Regions from separate parts of the Homo sapiens genome. Here region 1 is linked to region 2. A link is an interaction called in ENCODE POLR2A ChIA-PET data of the cell type or tissue named here. Cell type or tissue: OCI-LY7. All regions are shown on one strand. Each heading gives the region's core, and the rest is flanking DNA. Links, peaks and the distances in the headings are about the cores only. Region 1 overlaps AKNA (AT-hook transcription factor). Region 2 overlaps WHRN (whirlin).

Region 1 (12,896 bases), core at 2,405-10,404, 67 kb before region 2:
CTCTAAAACCAGGGAGGGGCTCATGTTTTGGGGATGGCTGAGTTAACTCGGTGCAGAGGCAGGGGAATGACAAGTGAGACTCCCAGAGTGCCTCTCACCCAAGCAGGCAGAGGTTCTGTGTTCTCCAGGTGAGTTAAGTCTCTCGGGGGCAAAGCTGGGAGTCCACTCACCTTGGCCAGGAACTGGCTGGCCTGAGAAGCCAGTGCCTGGGTCTGCTCTGCTGAGGACTGGTCCTCAGAGATGTCCCGGTTCTCCGGAAGCCACCCCAGGGTGGGCATGCTGGTAAGCGAGGAGGGGCTCAAGTCTCCTCGAGCTGATGGCCACCCTGGAATACACAACTGCTGAAAGCTGGGGCCAAGAACAGTCCTTCCAGGAGCTGAAGGACTGAGGCTGAACGTCAAAGCCACCACCTCCATCATCAAGTTATAGCTCAGTCACCATGTGCGATCTTCACATCAGCCCCAGGAAGTGGGCTGGGTAGAACATTGTCCCCCATTTACAAGGGAGAACAAGGTCCAGATCTGCCCCAGGCCACATGGTTGGCTGGAGCAGAGCTACGCTAGGCCTCTGGGTTCCCAGTCAACAGCGTGGGCTCTCACACAGGGAGACGTGAGTTCCAATCCAGACACTTCCCCTCCATAGCTGTATGAACTTCAGCGTGTCCTCACCTCTCCAATTGGTCCCCTTGGCTGTCATGGGTGTGACAACAGTGCACACCTCAGCGGGTTATTGTGGGGATTAAGTGAGGTCACATGTGTCAAGGCTTAGCACAGGGCCTGGCTGAGATATGGGCTCCCCAGGGACAATGCTCTATGTTTTCAACTCACCCAGGGTCACCAAGATGCCAAGTGGCAGGGCCAGGGCTGCCCCCAGGCTGCTGTGGATCAAAGCAGGACACTTTCCACATCTCTGACCCTTTTGAGTCAAAGTGCCCAGGGTGGGGCCTTGCCTCCCTCCTTCCCCTGGCCTGAGGCCAGCGCCATCCCCAGGGTGAACCAAGTCAGTCCCACAGAGCAGAATCCCAGGCAGAAGGAGCCTCCAGCTGCAGCTCTTCTCCCGGACTCACCTGAGGCCGCAGAGGCCTGGGGGTCCTCGGCCGGGCCCGGCCACCACTCTGCAGAGCGGGGCTGTGGGATGGTGAAGGACAAGACCTTGGTCCCCTGGGGCACCATTCCCGTGTGGATGCTGTGGTTGGGCTGGGGTGGGTCAGAGAACAGGTTCACCTGTGGAAGCAGGGAGGCACAGCACAGCCAAGTCAGGGTAGGGGCAAACCCACCTGAAACGCCTCATCTTCATTCAGGAGCTCAACACACATGCCCTGTAGTAATAAATACCATCTTTCAGTGCAGCCCTTGGCTAGGCCAAACACAGGTGAAGAACTGCATGCCTTTTCATTTACTCTTAATGGCAGTCCTGAAAGGAAGACAGGGTGGGGACCCCAACAGCCCATTATATAGAAGAAAAAACTGAGACACAGAGAGGTTATTAAGTCAGTTACTCAAAATCCCCAGCTGATAAGTCCTTGGATGAGGATCACAACACTGCTCTATCTGACCCCAACACCTATGGTTCTCCTATTAACAGTAATTTTTTATTAATAATGTGTGTTATAATTATATCATAATTAATATACCATATAACATATAATTATTTCTTAACAAATATAAGCATTTCTAATAATTATTATACTGATAATAATAGCAACTAATAGCTATTCGAATGAATGAGTGAACCAGCAAGTAAACAAACTAATCTGCCATTGGTAGCGGATCTCTATCATTTGAGGATGGATTTAACATGGCAGCCAGCCCAGTTGGTGAGGGAGCAGTCTGGAGTCAGGCAGGTGACCAAGGAAGGCCTCTTGAAGCTGGAAAGCAGAGGGAAACCACAGGCTGTTCAACAGCTTAAAGCAGAGTTGAGAGAACTATGTTCTGTTTTTGTAAAGAAGGTTTTATTGAACACAGCCATGCCTGTTTGTTTATGTGTTGTCTATGGCTGCTTTCACACTCTGGTGGCAGAGTTGAGTAGTTGTGACAGAGACTATATGCTCCACAAAGCCAAACATTGTCACAATCTGGCCCTTTACAGAGAAAGTTTGCCAACTCTGGCTTAGCATGTGGGCTCTGCAGCTAGAGCCCAGGTTCCTGTCTAGGCTCTACCACAGCACACCTCTGAGTCCTAGTTGGTTTAATAACCTCTCTGCGCACAAAATAAGTGCTCAATAAATAGTGGCCACCACCCTGACATTCATCACCATTATCTTCACCACCACCGTCATCACCACTACCATCATTAGCATCACCATCAGCATCACCATCAGCATCATCACCATCAGCATCATCACCACCACTGTCATTACCACCACCATCATCACCGTCAGCACCATAACAATCACTATTACCATCACCATCATTCACCATCATTACCATCACCATCACTATCACCATTATCACCAACACCATCACTATTACCACCACCATCATCACCATTTTTACCATTACCGTCATCATCATAACCATCACCGTCATCATCGTAACCATCACCATTATCACCATCACCGTTATCGTCATCACCATCATTATCTGCACAGCCACCATGGAGACAGGCCCGTGGAAAAGCAACACCCCTTAGTGGGATTTGCTCATCATGATGTTGGGGGGTTATCTTAACTGCCCCCACTGCACCAAGGTCAGGAATGAGCAGTTTAGGGTGGGCCTGGTGGAAGGGGCTCCCTGGCCCCCAGGCAAGCAGGCTCTCTTGCTTAAGCTGTATAGGTCCCGGCTGTAGCCGAAAAATCAACTCCAAGTGTGGCATGGTCCCCGCCGCCTCCCCCTCTTTCAGGCCCAGCCTCCCCAGATGAGAACAAAGCTGGATTTTAATAATCCCCTCAGCCATCTGCTCAGACTCCCCTGTGGGGGCCTTTCCTATCAGCACCCCTCTCCTGAGGTGACCCAAATCCCAGGGGAGGCCCAGCCCTCTGACATGTTTCCCTCCCCAGACCCCTCTCTCAGCCTCAGGCCCCACCTAGGGAGTGACAGGGAATGGGGATGGGCCAGGGAAGCCAGGAAGCCCTTTTGTTTCAGGGACCGATAAGGAGTTTGAAGCAGAGAAGCCCAAAACCTGAGCAGATGCCCAGGCAGAGCGATGAGGTGGGGAGTGGCGGTGGGGGTGGGGGTGGCAGCTGCAGCTGCTCCGGCCAGGCCCTCCCAGGGCTGGTCTCTCTGGACACAGCCAGGGTGTCCCGGGTGCTCCCCAAGGCTGGATTCACTCCCTTGGGGGATTCTGTGAAAGGTGAATCAGGATTCTGTGAAGGGAGGACTAGTGAATTTGGGAAACATTGGGTTAAACAAATGAATATTCTCTGCACAGATGGATTTCTCTCAGCCTTTAAAATGCTAATGGGCTTTATGAATGGGGAGGGAGGGGAGGAGGAAGAGAGAGAGGAAGATGTTTCCCCAACTCATCTGCATACAGAAGCCTCCCCCTCCCCCCATCCCCACCCAGGGGCTTCTAGACCAACTTGCAGCCATCAGAACACACTGAAAAGAGGTGGTTTTACATCATCTCCGTAATTCCTTCTTGGGTAATTTCTGGTCACCTCAGCTCTTCCAGATCCCTCTTCAGCTGAGATGGAGGAACAGGGGCTGGGGGGGAGGTGGCAACATGGCAGCAAATGCAGTGAGATCACTATAAACCCTGGCCAGAGGCCAGTGTAGAGAACAGAGCCCACCAGTGACTCCTGACCAGTCCTGGCTCCCTGCCCCACAGCTGGGCTCCCTGGTCCTGCCCCAACCCCAAGGCTCCAGACCCATCGGTGTTCCTGGGCCAGGCCTCCCCAGCTGCAGATCCCGCAACTACCAAGTCTAGTTCTGCTAGAGTGTGGTGTCACTCGTGGGCTTCAGAGCTAGGCTGCCGAGTTCCAACTCCTGCTCTGGCACCTACTTGTTGAATGATCTTGGTCAAGTTATTTAACCTCTCTGTGCCTCAGCTTCCCCAACTGCAAATTATTTAAGAGAGTGGTCCATAAACATCACCTATGACCATTCTTATTACTATAACAGTCATCAATCCACCTCATCCCTATGCCTGTCTCCACACCCAGTGCCAGGGCCTGAGTGCCAGGGCTTACCCAGGCATGAGGAAAGAAACACCTGTTCTGGAATCAGGGAGATGTAGGTTTCAGTCCCAGCTTTGCCTGTTGCACCAGCTGTGGGATGTTGAGCAAACCATTCCACCTGGCTGTGCCTTGGTGTGTGTGTGGAGGGGCTCAAATATGACCCTGAAGCTGGGGTGGGATACCTGTTGCTGCTCAGTGAATGTCAATCTCCTTCCTATGGGTCCCCATCCATTGCTGTCCACCTACCCACCATGCCTAGCCTGGGTGTCCAGCGCAACATCCCCAGCGCGGCTCCCTCCCAGGTGGGTCCAGCCCTCCCCCGTGGGCTCTGAGCAGAGTGAAATGGCTCGGTGGGTTCTGAGGACTGCCTCTGAACTCGTGGGTTCTGAGCAGAAGACCATCCTGGGGTCTCTCCAGCCTTCGGGGTAGAGTGCACAGAGGTCCAGATGGAGTGAGGCACTGGCCAGCTGGAATCTCAGCTCCCCTCAAGCCCCATGGACCCAGAGTGAATCCCCTCCCTGTTCCGGGGCTCTGTGTTCTCTTCTGCACATAGGAGCTGCAAGCCTGCCATGTACTGTTCCTTCAGGGCAGCTGTGAGATGGGGTTGGGCAGGAGATGATAGTATCATCCTGCTTCCTTCCGGTAGAGCCCTGAATGGTGCTCACACTTCTTGAGGCTGAGAGAGGGGTTGGGGGAGGGAGCAGAGCCCTCGGGCCAAGCAATCATTTTTCCAGAAAGCGGGAGTGAGTGAGCTGGCACAGAACCATTTCTGGCCTCTCCTGTGACACCCTCACACACATGAGCCAGGGGTCTGGGTGCTGGCCAGGGCAGGGTGACTACACATGGGGGGGACCCTGAGTCCTACTGGGTCAAGGGAGCACCCACGAGAGGAGATACCCCAGCTGTGCTCCCCCGTGTCCACCCCCGCCTGTCACTGTGGCTGGCACACAAGAGGCCTGGCAGTAAACACCTTTATAATATTCCCTAACTCTTACAAAGTGCCTGCCTAGTGCCAGGTAAATGCTTTCTGTATACTGACTCATGCCCTTAAACGAGTGCAGGAGGAAGGAAGGGAGGAGGGAGGGTGCAGACGCTCCACGCCTCCAGCCCCCGCCACTCCATGACCTTCAGAGGCCCCTATCCCAACGGGAGCCCCAGTTTCCCAATCTGCCAAATGGGGAAGCCCAAGTGTTTGGGTCTGATGACCAGTTCCTTTCTCCTTGGACCTACTTGGAGTCTGCAGCCATGGGAATGTGGTTTCCCCAGAGAGGATGACCTAACAAAGCCCCTTCCCTCCCTTTCCCAACTCCCCCGTCTCTTCCAACCCTGGATCTGGCTCAGTGGTTCAGAAAGCTGGAAGGAGCCTGCTTGGCTCCCAGGAGGAAGTCTGATTAGCCCCTCTTTTACAGATGTGCCCGATGAGGCCAAGAGGGAAGGGTCCTGCCTGTGCCAGGCAGCAGGTGTGGGGACGCAGCGGGGGGGGGGGGGGTCCTGGTCCTAGAACAGGCCCCCTTCCATTTCCTCACCACAGTGGCCTCCGCCCACCTGCCCCGGAAGTGCCTCTCGACATTGAGAGCAGCAGCTGTGGCAGGGGCAGGGTCCTGGAGCATGACAGGGGGAGGCACTGGGGCATCTGCATCTCTGCACCTCAGCTCCCACATCCTCCTCTACTGCTGCCTGATGAGGCAAGAGGAGGGCACAGCAAAAGCAGGAAGCCACGAGGGGCCGCACAGGTCCCACTTCCTGCCTCACTCAGAAAAGAGGAAGGTGCAGAATTCACAGCCTCCTCCGAAGACGGGGTGGGGGCTGGGGTGGTGGGTTCCCCCTCTGCTCTCCTCCTGCCCCATACTGCTGTTCAGGGGAGGGGAGAGGCTGTGGTGAGGTGGTGGGGAGGGAGAAAGGCAAAGGTGTGATCCAGGAAGATTCAGGCCCAAAAAACAAGCACCAGGGGCTGAGCAGAAATTCTGTGTTACTCTTTTGAGGCTCACAGAGCCCAAGTAACGTCCTTAAGGTCACACAGCTGGTTAGCAATGGAGCCAGGAGTCGAACCCAGGTGGTCTTACTCCAGAACCCATCTAGAAGGAGAGAGATTCTCATGAAATTCCTGGGCTCATGGTAGCTCAGGCCTGTAATCCCAGCAGCACTTTGGGAGGCTGAGGCAGGAGGATCACTTGAGCCCAGGAGTTCAAGACCAGCTTGGGCAACAAAGTAAGACCCCGTCTCTACAAAACATTGAAAAAAAAAAAATTAGCAGGGAATAGTGATGACTGCCTGCATTCCCAGCTACCAGGGAGGCTGAAGCAAGAGGATCCCTTGAGCCCAGGAGGTTGAGATTGCAGTAAGTTACGACCATGCCACTGCACTCCAGCCTAGGTGACAGAGCAAGACCCTGACTCAAAAAAAAAAAAAAAAAAAAAAGCCCAGGGAAGGCAAGGTCACTGCCCAAGGTCACAGAGGGACCTTGGGGTAGAAGAAAACTGGCGTTCCACTATCTCCAGGGCCTCAGTAGATGGAGGAGGCAGTGGCCTTTCTCTAGGACTATGGAAAAGTGTCACCTCCTCGGGGACTTGGGCCCATGCCTCCACCCCATCCCGGCCTGGTACCTTGGCCCCGAGGCGTAGCTGGTCAATGGTGTTCTCGGCCTCAGCGTACTTGGTGAGGAGCCTGTGGTAGTCTTCCTGCAGAAAGCGGGAGCAACACGGTCACATGCGCAGGCACACAATGAACCCCTCCTTGCTGGGAGACCCTGATAGCAAACCCCCTTCCATAAGGGCTTCTGGGTTCCTGAGAGGAAAGCATTCAATGGTGGGATCCGAGCTGAGCAATCTTCAGGCTTGTGTGCAACACAGACCCACCACGTTCAAGTTCTGGAGCATGAGAGGGCAGTGGGACAACTCTTCTACCCCCATGACAACGGGTCTAGACTGAGGGCCTCTGGCTGGTTTACCTTGATACATAACCCATGTCGCAGATGGCTGCCACTGTTTTATTTCTCCAAATGCCCTGCCCACCGGTTGGCTCTGTGGGGTGAGGCCCATATCTTTCTTTCCCCCTGCTGCACTGTCGGTGTTTAAGAAGCATGTGCTTAAGAAGTACCTGATTTTCAATGGCTAATTGAATGAATCACCCAAGAGTCCCATGGCAGAGAAATAGAAGACTTAAAATCACTGTTCCACCTACTCAGAGTCACTTATCTTAAACAAGTCCAAAGAACTTTATAAAAACAAGTCATTGCAGGAAAAAAGGAAAAGCATGTCACCTTTGAAGGATGTGAGGAACTGACTCCTTCTGAAAACGGGTCGGTAACTAAGTAAGTACCATTATGGGTCAGTAACGGTAACAGTAAAAGGACAGAACGGAACATCTCGCTGGCCCTTCCCATAGGAACAAGAACTTGGTAACCAAGTAGTTGATGAGGGACACTTTTACTTTTTAGCATATTTCCAGCAATTAATGCAGGAATGAGAGCATTAGCATACTACCACTTTGTCACCTCAAATGAAAGACTAGCCCAAGACAATGACCATCAGAGGCTGTCAAAATCACCAACAAGAGAGCAGCAGGCATCCTGTGCTTACTGAAGGAGGCACTCACGTGCTCTTGCCAAAACTCCCCACGCCCGTGGAGCTCATGGTCTGGAAGGGAAATGGTCATGTTTCTCCTCCAGACCACCAAAGCCTCTAGCTCAAAACCTAACAATATTCAAGAAAAAGAGGACAATGGGACGCATGAAAAGAGACCACAGCACATCAGCAAAGCCCAGACTGCGGACGACTCTGCAGGACAGACTGATTTCCGCAACAAATGAATTGCACGGCAGAAGTAAGAAGGAGGACGGACTAAGAGAGTAAAAGAGATCTGAAAAAGTAAATGCAAGAAAGAAAGAAAGAAAAAGACAAAGGGAGAGGACAGACTTGAAAGGCACCAAATGCAATATACAAGCCATGTTTGGATCCTGAGGCCCATGGACGGGAACGAATAAGCCATTTATGAGACACAGAGAGATCTGAATGCGGGTGTGATATTTGTTCATATTTAAGGACCTGGTGTTAACATTTAGGTGACCATGGTATGTGGTTATGTTTAATATAAGGTCTTTATCTTTAGACATACACACACTAACACATTTTTAGATAAAAGGATTGGATGCCTGAAATTTTGCTTCAAAATAATCTAGTGGGGGTGAATAGGGGAGAGGTAAGGCCACAGGCGAGAAAGGTTTTCGGGGCTGCTAATTGTGGATGCGGGGGGTAGGTACATGGGAGTGTATTCTACGATCTTCTCTCTTGTATATGTTTTAATTTTTTTATAGCAGAAGTTGAAAAGAAGCAAACAGATCATCCTTGAAACACGAGTACAATCACTGGTCTTTTTGAGCAAAGGGCTTGGGTGTATCTCAGGGCTCCAGGTACACCCTCCCTCCACCAGCAGGGAGTTCCTGGCCCAAACCCCAGGCCTCCCTACCGCAGCCAGCCTCTACCCCAGGGCTTCCTGCCCAAGCCAGCCTCCACCCCAGGCCTCCCCACCCCACCAGCCTCTATCCCAGGGCTCTCCACCTCAGCCAGCCTCCACCCCAGGCCTCCCCACCCCACCAGCCTCTATCCCAGGGCTTCCTACCCCAGCCAGCCTCCACCCCAGGCCTCCCCACCCCACCAGCCTCTATCCCAGGGCTTCCTACCCCAGCCAGCCTCCACCCCAGGCCTCCCCACCCCACCAGGCTCTACCCCAGGGCTCCCCACCCCAGGCCTCCCCACCCCACTGGCCTCCATCCCAGGGCTTCCCACCCTAGCCAGCCTCCACCCCAGGCCTCCCCACCCCACCAGCCTCCGTCCTAGGGCTTCCCACCCCAGCCAGGCTCTATCCCAGGCCTCTCCACCCCAGCCAGCCTCTACTCCAGGCCTCCCCACCCCAATTAGCCTCCACCCCAAGCCAACAGGGGCCTTGGTGACACATCCACAGCCATGAGTCCCACTAACCTGGAGCTGATGGACCAGCTCAGTGGCTTGCTCAGGCGTCTGAAATTCTTGGGGTACCCTGGTGATAGGGTGGGCAGGAGGCGTGTCCTTTGCCAGGGCTGCTTCTCCACTGCTCAACAGCACCTCCTGCACAATCTCAGCTGGAGACTTGAAGATGAGGGGCCTGGCAGGGGCCTGAGGCTTCCTGTTGTGGCTTCTGGACTTGGGGGGACGGTAGCTCTCATCTTTGGGGAATCTCACCCGGGGCCCTACCTTGGAGAAATCAGGGAGTGGGTAGTTCAACTGCCCCCGGCCATACTTGGGGGCATTAGAAGAGGAGCGGCCAGCCAGAGTGGCTCCCTGTCTGGGCAGCGGCCTGCCCTGCCGCGTTGGCCTGGGCTGGGGATTCAGGGGGCTGATGGAGCCAATGAATCGGGAAGGGAGTGGCTTAGGTGACGTCTTTGTCTGCTTCCAGATGTGTTCCTTGGGCTGAGGGCAGAAGAATCTGGTCGTTTCTCTCCTCCATCTATCTGTGGCATGCTGCGGACTCTGGGCTGGGGGAGCTGAGGAGTCCTGGAATTCCATGGGGGTTGCCCGAGCAACACTGCCTCCAGTTCTGCCATCTGGGCTTAGGAGGTGGTGGCTGGGGCCCTCTGGCAAGGTTTCTGCCAGGGCAGTGGGCTGGGGGCCATCGGTCTCTCCTTCCCAGGTAGAATCAAGGCTGTCACTAGGGTGGTCGAGGCTCACTGTCCCACTGCTCCAGGACCTTGCCGGGCTGAGTTCAACGGATGGGTTGACCTCGGAATGTTCAGAAAGTTTGTCCCCACTGGCTTGTTCGCCAGAAGCCACCCAGCCCCTGGCCTGACCATGCCCAAGAGCCATGGGGCTGGTGTTTCCATGGCCTTCCAAGCTGAGACCAGCCTCATACCCCAACCTTGAGGAGCTCTCTCCAGCCTCCTCAACCTCCAGACTTCCGAGGGTCCCATCTGGCTCCTCTTCAGTCATGTCCAGCTGACGGCCCTGCTGGGGGAGCCAGGCAAGAGGCTCATGGGAACTTGCTGGGCTGTCCACATCCTCTGCTTCAGCCTCTGGAAAGACAGGCCATTCACTTCTTAGCATATACCAGCTCTGCACCCACCTTGTAACTTACCCTAAGTCACTTCAACTCTCTGGCTTCCATTTCCTCATCACGTGGGGATGGAAAGAATCCCAAGGTGGTGGTAGACTTAGCCAAGTGCTTGTCTGATACCTGATCTGATTATCTCAGAGGTCCTTCAAACTCAAACTCAAACCCAAACCCGGTGGATGGTCCCTCCAGTGTCTCCCATCTCAGCAGACGGCAACACCATCCCCTCTATGCATACAGGCCAGAAGGCTGGGAGGCATCTTTGCCATCTCTCTCCCTCTAACCCCCTGAATCCATTCTGTCACTTGGTCCTGTCCAATGGGACCTCCTATAAAGATCGCAAACTCATCTACTGCTCTGAAGTCTACCACCACTACCTTAGCTCGCGTCCCATCCTCTCATCTGGCTAACTGCAGTCAGTAGCCACCTAACCATCTCCTCTATCCTCACCCACATCCCACATCTGAAAACTCATCCATGTCTTCCTGTGGAAGAAAAGCAGAACCTTCACTATGGTCCTAAGGTCGCTGCCACCCCGGCCCCATTAGCTCTCCTGATCCATCTCTCTCCATGGCCCCTCAAGCTCCCCCTGCTCCTGCTATGTGCACACAACGCTCCTCCCACCATGGGGGCTACGCATGTGCGCATCCCTCTGCCGAGGGATTCTCTCCCCTCCTTGGCCTAGTTAACTCCTATCTGTCCTTCAGGCGTTCGCTCAACCTCTGCCTCCTCAAGGAAGACTTAGCTCTCCCTGACTAGGTCAAGTTCTCCCTTTTACAGGCCCTCATAGGACTGGCTCCCTCTACTTTGTAACACTTATCATAGCAGCAGTTTTCCATTTATTTGTGCAGTTGTTTCATTGACATTTGTCTCGCCCACTACACTGCAAGTTCTATGAAGCCAAGGATGCTCTCTGTTTTGTTCATGATTATATTTGCAGTGCCGGTACCTGACACTATTTGTTGACTAAACAGAAGGAAGGAGAAAAGGGAGGTGAGTGAGGAAGAGAGGGAAGGAAGGAGGGAGAGAGGAAGATAAGGTATATAAAGCCCCCAGGAAATAGATAGTTATTGTAATTATTACATAGTGGGTACTCAAGAAATATTTATCCATCTACCCACCCATCTATCCCGCCATCCTTCCTCCCAACATCCATCCATCTACCCACCCATGCACCCATTCATCACCCACCTGTCCATTCATCCATGCATCTAACCACCATCCATGCAGTCATTGTTTATGGAGCACCCACTCTGCTCTAGACCCCGTGTTGACCTCAGGGATAAGTCCAAAGTTTCATGAGACATAGTTTGGGTACCACCAGGCATAGACTCTCTGTTCAGGCAGATGCACCTTTGTCGCACTCTCTGTTCCTCCATGCTCTTTCCCCTACCCTTGATGCCTCTACGTCTCTTAACCACTTAACATGTCCTTCAGCAAGTTACTCTTGCTTACAGCAGCATACTTGAAGCCCAGGGAGGTTACGTAAGTTGCCAAAGATCACCCAGTGGTTCCCTGGACCTAGGACCCAGGCCCCAGCCATGCAGGTGAGTTTGCTTCCACCACTAGGGGTCACGTACTAGGGGTGAAGGGGCCTGGGCTTTGGAGCTAGGGAGCCCTGGGTTCAATCCTGGCTCCTATCACCCCTCACTGGGGCCACGGGCAAGCTGCTGACCTCTCTGGCAATCCATAGTCAAACTTGAGGATAGTTCCTCCTACCTGACAGAGGGTGGTGAGGAGGGAACAAGAGAGGGCCAGACCCTGCCCAGCCCTGTGCCTGGCACATAGTAAAGGCACAGGACAAGGTAGCAGCTGTTACATCATAGCAGGGGGTTACCATGTGACCCCAGGAAGAGATGCCTCTGCCCTGTCGACCCAGTGCATCTCAGTCACCATCCCCTGCTGGAGAGAGAGCTCAGAAATGGCTCCTCAGTGGGCAGTGCCCACTTTGAGCAGATCAGGTGTGTGAAACTTTGAGTAATGGCACAATCCACTACCAGAGGAGGCTTCTCTACCAACCACACCAGCCTGCGGGAGTCACAGGACCCTAAAACAGGGGCATCTTGCTCATAATCTAAGTGCAATAGTTACCATATATTCAGCTCTTACTATTCTCCACGATATGATTCCTCTCATTTTATAGATGGAAAAAGCAAGATTCAGGCAGAAGGAACTTGCTAAGCAAAGCTAGGAATTCAGTCTAAGTTGGTCTGGATGCAACCAGAACACAGCTATTGTAGAAAACAAGAAATGCCAACGTTCCCATTGCTAATTGGGATTTTAAAAAACCTTAAAAATGTCCAGGCATGACGGCTCGCATCTGTAATCCCAGCATTTTGGGAGGCCAAGGTGAGAGGCTCACTTCAGGCCAGGAGTTTGAGACCAGCCTGGGCAACACTGTGAGACCCTGTCTCTACAAAAAATACAAAAATTAGCTGGGTGTGGTGGCATGCACCTGTAGTCCCAGCTCCTCGGGAGGCTGAGTTCTGAGGATTGATTGAGCCAGAAAGGTCGAGGCTGCAGTGAGCCATGATCATGCCACTGCACTCCAGCCTGGGCAACAGAGCAAGACTCTGCCTCACTAAAAAAAAAAAATAAAGTCAAAAATGGACATAACCCCGGGACTAAGTAATTCAAATTACCAAAGATATGATCAAATCAAGTGTGCAAAGATATATTAATGACATTCATCACTGCA
Region 2 (8,000 bases), core at 1-8,000:
TGGTAGGCACCTGTAATCCCAGCTACTTGGGAGGCTGAGGCAGGAGAATGGCTTGAACCTGGGAGGCAGAGGCTGTAGTGAGCCGAGATTGCGCCACTGCACTCCAGCCTGGGTGACAGAGCAAGACTCCATCTCAAAAAACCAAATAAATAAAATAAATAAATCAATTTTAAAACATAAAATAATTTTATTATTTAAATATAATGAAAAATAAAAAACTTTTTGCTATTTAAAAATAAAAACAATTTTTAAAATCTAAAAGTATAAAATGCACGAATGGCTATGAGAAACCCTGATACAGAAAAGCTACTAGAGAAGCTACCAGACACTAAAGCCTGCTCTAAATCCTCCGTAATTACACCAGTGTAGCACTGACTCATGAGTAGACAGACAGGCGGTGAAACAGACTAGAAATAGGCCCAAGGACACACAACATTTTAGTGTATGATAAAGGTGGCACTACAAATCACTGTGACAAAGACAGACTTTTTAATATGCAGTAGTAGGATAAATGAGTAGCTATTTAGAAAAAGATAAATCATGCCCTCTATAAGACTAAATGCCAAACAGATCAGAGGTCTAAAGGAAAAATGTATTTATAGGCATTAAGAGAAAAAATAGATAAGTTCATCTATACCCTGGGCATAAGGAAACATGTAACCTGACTCAAATTCAATAAAAGAAAGGATTAATAATTAAATTAGATTTAAAATGTATAAAACTTTTGTATTAAAAAAACTCTATAAGCAAAGTCAAAAGAAAATGACAACCAGCATGTTATGGGCTGAATGTTTGTGTCCCCCCCCAAATTCCTACCCTAACCCTGAATCTGATTGTATTTGAAGATAGGGCCTGTGAGGAGGTAAATACAGTTACCTTCTAATCCAATGGTGGGGTCCTAATCCAAAAGGGTTGGTGCCCTTTATAAGAAGAACAAGAGACACCTGAGTCCTCTCTTGGCCATGTGACAACACGGTAAGAAGGCAAGCCATGAAGATAGCCCCTATCAGGAACTGAACTGGCCAACACGTTGACCCTGGCCTTCCCAGCCTACAGAAATGTGAGAAAACAGAGTCCTATTGTTTAAGCCACCTTGTCTTTGGTATTTTAGTCAGCCTAAGCTGACTAAGACACATGGAGAGAACACTTGCAATATATACCACAGATAAAGGGCCAGTTAGCTCTAATATTTAAGGAATTCTTAAGTTTTAGAGGAAAAAAGATCCAAAATCCTGAGAGCAAAAGGATAATAAAAGACATGAACAAGTTACAAAGAAGACATTATAAATGGCCATTAAATATATGAGAAGATGTTCAACTTCACCCATAATAAGAAAATTGCCCAGCCTGGGGAATATGGTGAAACCCCATCTCTACAAAAAATACAAAAAATTAGCCAGGTGTGATGCTGCATGCCTGTAGTCCCAGTTACCTGGGAGGCTGAAATGGGAGGATCACTTTAGCCTGGGAGGCGAAGGTTGCAGTGAGTCGAGACTGTGCCACAGCACTCCAGCCTGGGTGAGTGAGTGAGACAGATTGGGTGCTGGGTGAGTGAGACAGATTGAGATCCTGTCTCAAAAAAGAGGGGAAAAATTGCAAAATAAAGCTACATCAAGGTACCATTTCTCATCTATCAGATTGAGAAAAAAATTTAAAACTTTACAGTGACCGTCAGCTATGGAGAAACAGGCACACTTTTACACAGCTGGTGGGAATTCAGGATGGTCCAACACTTAACGGAATCCCACTTTCTTTTTTTTCTTTTTTTTTTTTTTTTGAGACAGAGTCTCACTCTGTCACCCAGGCTGGAGTGCAGTGGCGCAATCTTGGCTCACTGCAAGCTCTGCCTCCCGTGTTCACACCATTCTCCTGCCTCAGCCTCCCGAGTAGCTGGGACTACAGGTGCCCGCCACCACGCCCAGCTAATTTTTTGTATTTTTAGTAGAGATGGGGTTTCACCTGTTAGCCAGGATGGTCGCTATCTCCTGACCTCATGATCCGCCCGCCTTGGCCTCCCAAAGTGCTGGGATTACAGGCATGAGCCACCGCGCCTGGCTAACGGAATCCCACTTTCAAAAATTTACCCTGAAGATATATTTCCCAAAGTGATAAAATACATATGCACACAGTTACTCACTGAAGCACTGTTTGTGACTGTAAAACACTGAAAATAACCTAAATGTCCATACAGAGGAGAACGGTTGGATAACGTATGGTACAGCCACACAGCAGAGTACACACGGCTGTCGAAAAGAATGACAAAGACCTCTGTGCACTGACATAACAGGATTTCCAGGATACGGTGAAGAAAATTAAGTGCAAAAGAGTATCTATAGCATGCTATCTTTTATAGAAGAAAGAAAGCATATAGATATAAATCTGCTTATTTTTACAAAAAGAAACAGAGGAATAAACCAAAAACTTATTTGGTTGCCTTTAAGGAGCAGGTGAGAATGGGTAGAAGGGACATGGGGAGTCGTACTCGGAGTGTACCTTTTTGTATAGTTTTGATGTTTTAGTACTTAGAAAGTAAAATTAAATCAATAAAGATGGGGGAAACCCTATTCAATGCCAGCAAAAACAAATGAACCTTGTTCATATGAATAACATAATTCAGCTGAAGTGGGAAACAAAATAACTAACCCAAGTAACAGACTGCTTTGACCATAAACCCTCAGTTTAAGGACAAAATAAACTGCAAACAAATCAGAAGCTCTACTTCACATGGCAATTCTGAAACTACTTTTGTGTCTTGTAAAATTGGGCAAATGGGTAAACACTTAAGGTAGGTTCTTGATTTCTCACTGTTGAAGAAATGGGAGAAGCTAGGAAGAACCATGTAATGTTGGCCTAGAAGAGGAGGTATCAGTATGAGTGAACTTACGTTTTAGACAAATATTGAAATATTTATATTTCATGTATATCTGTATGTACACACACATAGATATATGTGTGTACACACATGTATGAATATGAGTGTGTATTATATGTATACAGTTGACCCTTGAACAATATGGGTTTAAACTGTGTAGGTACACTTATATGCAGATTCTTAAATATACTGGAATTTTTTTGGAGATTTGTGACAATTTGGAAAAACAGATGAGCCATGTAGCCTAGAAATATTGAGAAAATTAAGAAAAAGGTATGTCATGAATGCATAAAATATGTGTAGATAGTCTACTTTATAATTTACTATCATAAAACATACACAAATCTATTATATTTATTTATTTATTGAGACGGAGTCTCTCTGTCGCCCAGGCTCCAGTGCAGTGGTGTGATCTCAGCTCATTGCAACCTCCGTCTCCCGGGTTCAAGCGATTCTCCTGCCTCAGCCTCCCAGCCAGCTGGGATTACAGGCATGCGCCAACATGCCTAGCTAATTTTTGTATTTTTAGTAGAGACAGGGTTTTACCATGTTGGCCAGGCTGGTCTTGAATTCCTGACCTCAAGTGATCCGCCCACCTTGGTCTCCCAAAGTGCTGGGATTACAGCCGTGAGCCACTGCACCCAGCCACAAATCTATTATTTTTAAAAGTTAAGAAGAAATTTTTTTTTTGAGATGGAGTCTCACAGTGTTGCCCAGGCTCAGTGCAGCGATGCAATCTTGGCTTGCTGCAACCTCTGCCTCCTGGTTTCAAGTGATTCTTCTGCCTTAGCGTCTCGAGTAGCTGGGACTACAGGTGTGCACCACCACACCCAGCTAATTTTTTTGTATTTTTAGTGGAGATGGGGTTTCACCATGTTAGCTAGGCTGGTCTCAAACTCCTGACCTCAGGTGATCCGCCCACTTCGGCCTCCCAAAAAGTGCTGAGATTACAGGTGTAAACCATCCTGCCCGACCTAAAAAATTAAGATTTATCAAAACTTACATACACAAACCCTTGCAGATAATACATGGCACCATTCACAGTCAAGAGAAATATAAACAAACATTAAAATGCAGTATTAAATCATAACTGCATAAAATTTACAGAAGTACACATGGTAGTACTGTAATAATTTCAAAGCCACTTTCTGTTGCTAGTTCAGTGTGCTCAAGTTTTGAAAGTATCAGCTTAAAACGCCGTGTGCCGCTCATCATCTCTGCATGAGCAGTCTGTCTCTACAGTAAATTGCATATCATAGTAAAAAGTGGTCTCTCGTGGCTCTCATATATTTTTCAACATATTTTGTGCACTACCATAAAGCTTGAATAACACCATAGGATCCCTATGAAGTGCCACTAGTGATGCTGGAAGTTCTCCCAAGAAGCAGAGAAAGTCATGACATTATAAGAAAAAGTTGCATGGCTTAATATGTGCCACAGATTGAGGTCTGCAGCTACACTCGGGCACCATTTCAGACAGACGATTCATCTGGTAAACAGATGATGTAAACTTACGGAATCAATAAATTCAGTAAGGCACTATAAATGTATTTTCTCTTCCTTATGATTGTCTTCATAACATTTTCTTTTTCTAGCTTTATTGTAAGAATATGGTATATAGATATATAACATACAATATATGTGTTAATTGGCTATTGGTAAGGCTTCAGGTCAATAGTAGGCTATCAATAGTTAAGTTTTTGGAGAATCAAAAGTTATATGTGAATTTCAACTGTGTGGGAAGGTTGGCACCTCTAAGCCCTGCATTGTTTAAGGGGTGACTGTATGTACAAATGCAGGCATGTATATTTCCTAGCTTTGTCCACTAAAAGCCCTGTTAGTAATGACACCTCAGTAGCAATAAGCCCATCTAGCCCCCAGATCTTGATATCTAAATGCCATTCCCCATTGAGAAATATCATGGCCTAGTGGAGAATGGCTGGTTCCAAGGCTGGGCAGGAAAAGTACAAGATGAGCCTGAACCATCTTCTTGAGTCAGAAAGTAAGGAAATTCTCTAAAAATGACAGATGCATGTCAAATGGACACAGAAGCCAGGCTGAAGGCTCTGCCATATCCAAATCTGGGACACTCTGAGTATCAAAGTAAATAATGCCAATCATAAATAACAAAGTAAGAAGGCATGAATCCATATTTGTACTAAATAAATAAATCACAGGATAAAGCTCCTCTCTACAGTAAAATAGCAAGTGAGTTTTTTAAAATTTTGCAAAACAACTGAATCAGGGAAAACTAGTAGGTAAATTTTGACACAGAACAGAATATTTACAGTCTCAAAATATCACCTGCAAATACGTTATTATAAAAGGAAAAACAGTACAGAAACCTGGCAGACATTACTTACCCAAGTGATCAGTGTTACCCTCACTAATAACGGGACAAACTAACATCACGGGACCCACCAAGGACCTGACATCAAAGCTAGCATGATCCTGCCAAAATGCATAAACTAATCCAATCATAGCAACCATCAGATATCCCAAATAGAGAAACATTCTACAAAATAATGAGCCAGAATGTTTCAAAAATATCAATGTCATAGGAAGATAAAGGCTGAGGAACTGTTCCAAATTAAATGAAACTAAACAATCATAAAAACAAAATGCAACACGTGATCCTGGGTTGGCTCCTGGACTGGGAGCAGAAAGAATTGCTACAAGAGGACATTATTGGGACAAATGGCAAATGCTGGGGCTATGCAGATTGGATAATAGCATTGTACTGATGCTAAATGTCCTGATTGTGACCATTGTTCTGTGATTATGTTAAGTGAATGTCCTTGTTCTTAGAGAAAAAAAATACTGAAGTATTTAGGAATAAAGAGGCATGAGATAGACAACTCCAATGCTTTAGACGGGAGAAGAGAAAAATAGATAAAGCAAATGTGGCGAAACATGAAAAACTAGTGAATCTGGGTGAAGGGCTGATATGGTTTGGATATTCGTCCCCTACAAATCTCATGTGATCCCCAGTGTTGCAGGTGGGCCTAGTGGGAGGTGTCTGGGTCATGGGGGTGGATCCCTCATAAACGGCTTGGTGCCCTCCTCACGGTAATGAGTTACCAGGAGATCTAGTTGTCAAAAAGAGTCTGGGACCTCCCTGCTCTCTCTCTTGCTCCCTCTCTTACCATGTGACAAGCCTGCTCTCCTTTGCCTTCTGCCATAAGTGGAAGCTTCCTGAGGTCCTCACCTAAAGCAGTTGCTGGCACGGCCTGCAGAACAGTGAGCCAGACAAAACTCTCTTCTTTATAAATTACCCAGGCTCGGATATTCCTTTAGAGCAACGCAAAACGCACAAATACAAGGGTATATGGGAGTTCTTTGCAGTATTCTTGAAATTATTTCAAAATAAAAAGATTTAAACAAAACAAAACAAAAAAAAACTTCTAGGTCCAGTCCTTTGTGAGGAGTATCAGACATCAGAATCTAGAGTGTGTTTCCACTTCTGTGCTTCATAGCCATAAAGAAAGAAATTGACCTGCTCTTCCAAATACATGGGAATCCTCCAACTCCTACCAAGAAGAAAGCAGTACTGTTGCGGCCAGCACCAAACAATGGAAGAATATTAGACAAGAGCCAAGTGCCTCCCAAGGGGAAGAGCTATAATAGGTGTTGGCAATATTGTACACATCATATGAGTATTCTACACTGCTGGACCAATCACCACAAACTCAGTGGTTTAAAACAACACGAATTTATTATCTTACAGTTCTGGGGTCAGAAATCTAACATAGGTCTCACTGGGCTAAAATCAAGATGTCAGCAGGACAGAGTTCCTTTCTGGAGAGTCCGGGGGACAATCCAATTCCTTGCCCTTTCCAAGCTACCAGAGGCCTCCTACTTTCCTACTTTGGTAGCCCCTTCCTCCATCTTCAAAGCCAGCAACCTCGCACCAACAAGGCCTTCTTATACAGCCACCTCTCTGGTTCCCTCCTTCTGATTCCCACCTCTACTTCAACAACCCTTGTGATGACACGCGACCCACCAGGATAATCCAGGATCATCTCCCTACCTCAAGGCCAGCTGAATAGGAGCTTTTATTCCCTCTGCCATATAACCTAACATAGTCACAGGTTCTGAGGATTCGGATGTAGACATTTTGGAGGGTCCATTAGTGTGCCTCCCATATTTGTGGTAACAAAAACATGGTGGGCATTCATGAATAGCCAAACAGAACAGAATACCAGAAGGTCCCTGTACTAGTCCATTTTCACACTGCTGATAAGGACATACCCAAGACTGCATAATTTATAAGGAAAGACAGGTTTAATGGACTCACAGTTCCACGTGGCTGGGTAGGCCTCAAATCATGGAGGAAGGTGAAAGGCACGTCTTACATGGCAGCAGGCAAGAGAGAAATGAGAGCCAAGCAAAAGGGGAAACCCCTTATAAAATCATGGGCACTCATGAGACTTACTACCACGAGAGCAGTATGGGGTTTCCCCCCACCACCCGGTTCAATTATCTCCCACTGGGTCCCTCCCACAGGACACAGGAATTATGGGAGTACAATTCAAGACGATATGTGAGTGGGGACACAGCCAATCCATATTAACTCCCGTACCCCATCTAGATGAGGAAGGGTTAGTGGGGCATCTGGCACTTCACCAGCTGGAGCATAACTTGGTTGAAACTTGCTAAGAAGCATTTGACAAAATGGTGCAAAAACTTTTGCAATTTTACTGCTAGGAATTAACCCCAACCAAATAACCATGGTTATACAGAATTTAAATTTACAAAAAGAATTTGAACCCCCTCCAAAAAGTCTATGAATTAATGTTAGTCAAATACTGCATGGTATATCCATACAGTAATTATTATACTGCCATTAAAAATGATATATAATATTTAATCACATATAATTATTTTTTCCAATTAAACTTAAAAAAAATTACAAAACCAATATAATGACATAGTACAAATAGTCAAACAGTAAAAAGGGGGGTATATACAAACTGTAAAAATCTCCCCTCCGAAACCCCCTTCTCTTAAAAACGCATCTCCATTCCTGAAATCTAAAGCCCCAGGATCAGTTTCTTGGTCATTTTCTCAGGGATTCTCTTCACATATACAAGTATGTACAAATAAATATATTCCTCTTTTTAAAAAA

Evidence for each region. Peaks named below come from ENCODE experiments on the same cell type or tissue, not always from the same donor. Only the 100,000 strongest peaks of a DNase experiment are listed, where the experiment ranks them.
Region 1: POLR2A ChIA-PET joins it to region 2 with 26 read pairs; 2 of 35 experiments call an interaction of 5 or more read pairs at or near these places.

What each region holds. Positions count from the first base shown.
Region 1 is chr9:114,367,373-114,380,268 of GRCh38, forward strand. It overlaps AKNA (AT-hook transcription factor), which reads right to left. Exons shown (of 22, transcript NM_001317950.2): 3 at 9,094-10,160; 4 at 6,721-6,795; 5 at 1,067-1,223; 6 at 171-325. Among named protein-coding and RNA genes, the nearest start is that of AKNA, 14 kb to the right of the region's middle. RefSeq lists enhancers at 1-708, 180-479, 1,702-2,406, 11,473-11,642. In OCI-LY7, for the core only: a CTCF peak has its summit at 7,653; DNase peaks (open chromatin) are centred at 3,449, 4,729, 5,209 and 5,749; H3K4me3 peaks cover 3,893 bases; H3K27ac peaks cover 7,730 bases.
Region 2 is chr9:114,436,694-114,444,693 of GRCh38, forward strand. The region is part of intron 3 of WHRN (whirlin); the gene reads right to left. Among named protein-coding and RNA genes, the nearest start is that of AKNA, 53 kb to the left of the region's middle. In OCI-LY7, for the core only: no CTCF peak of the experiment used is centred there; no DNase peak of the experiment used is centred there.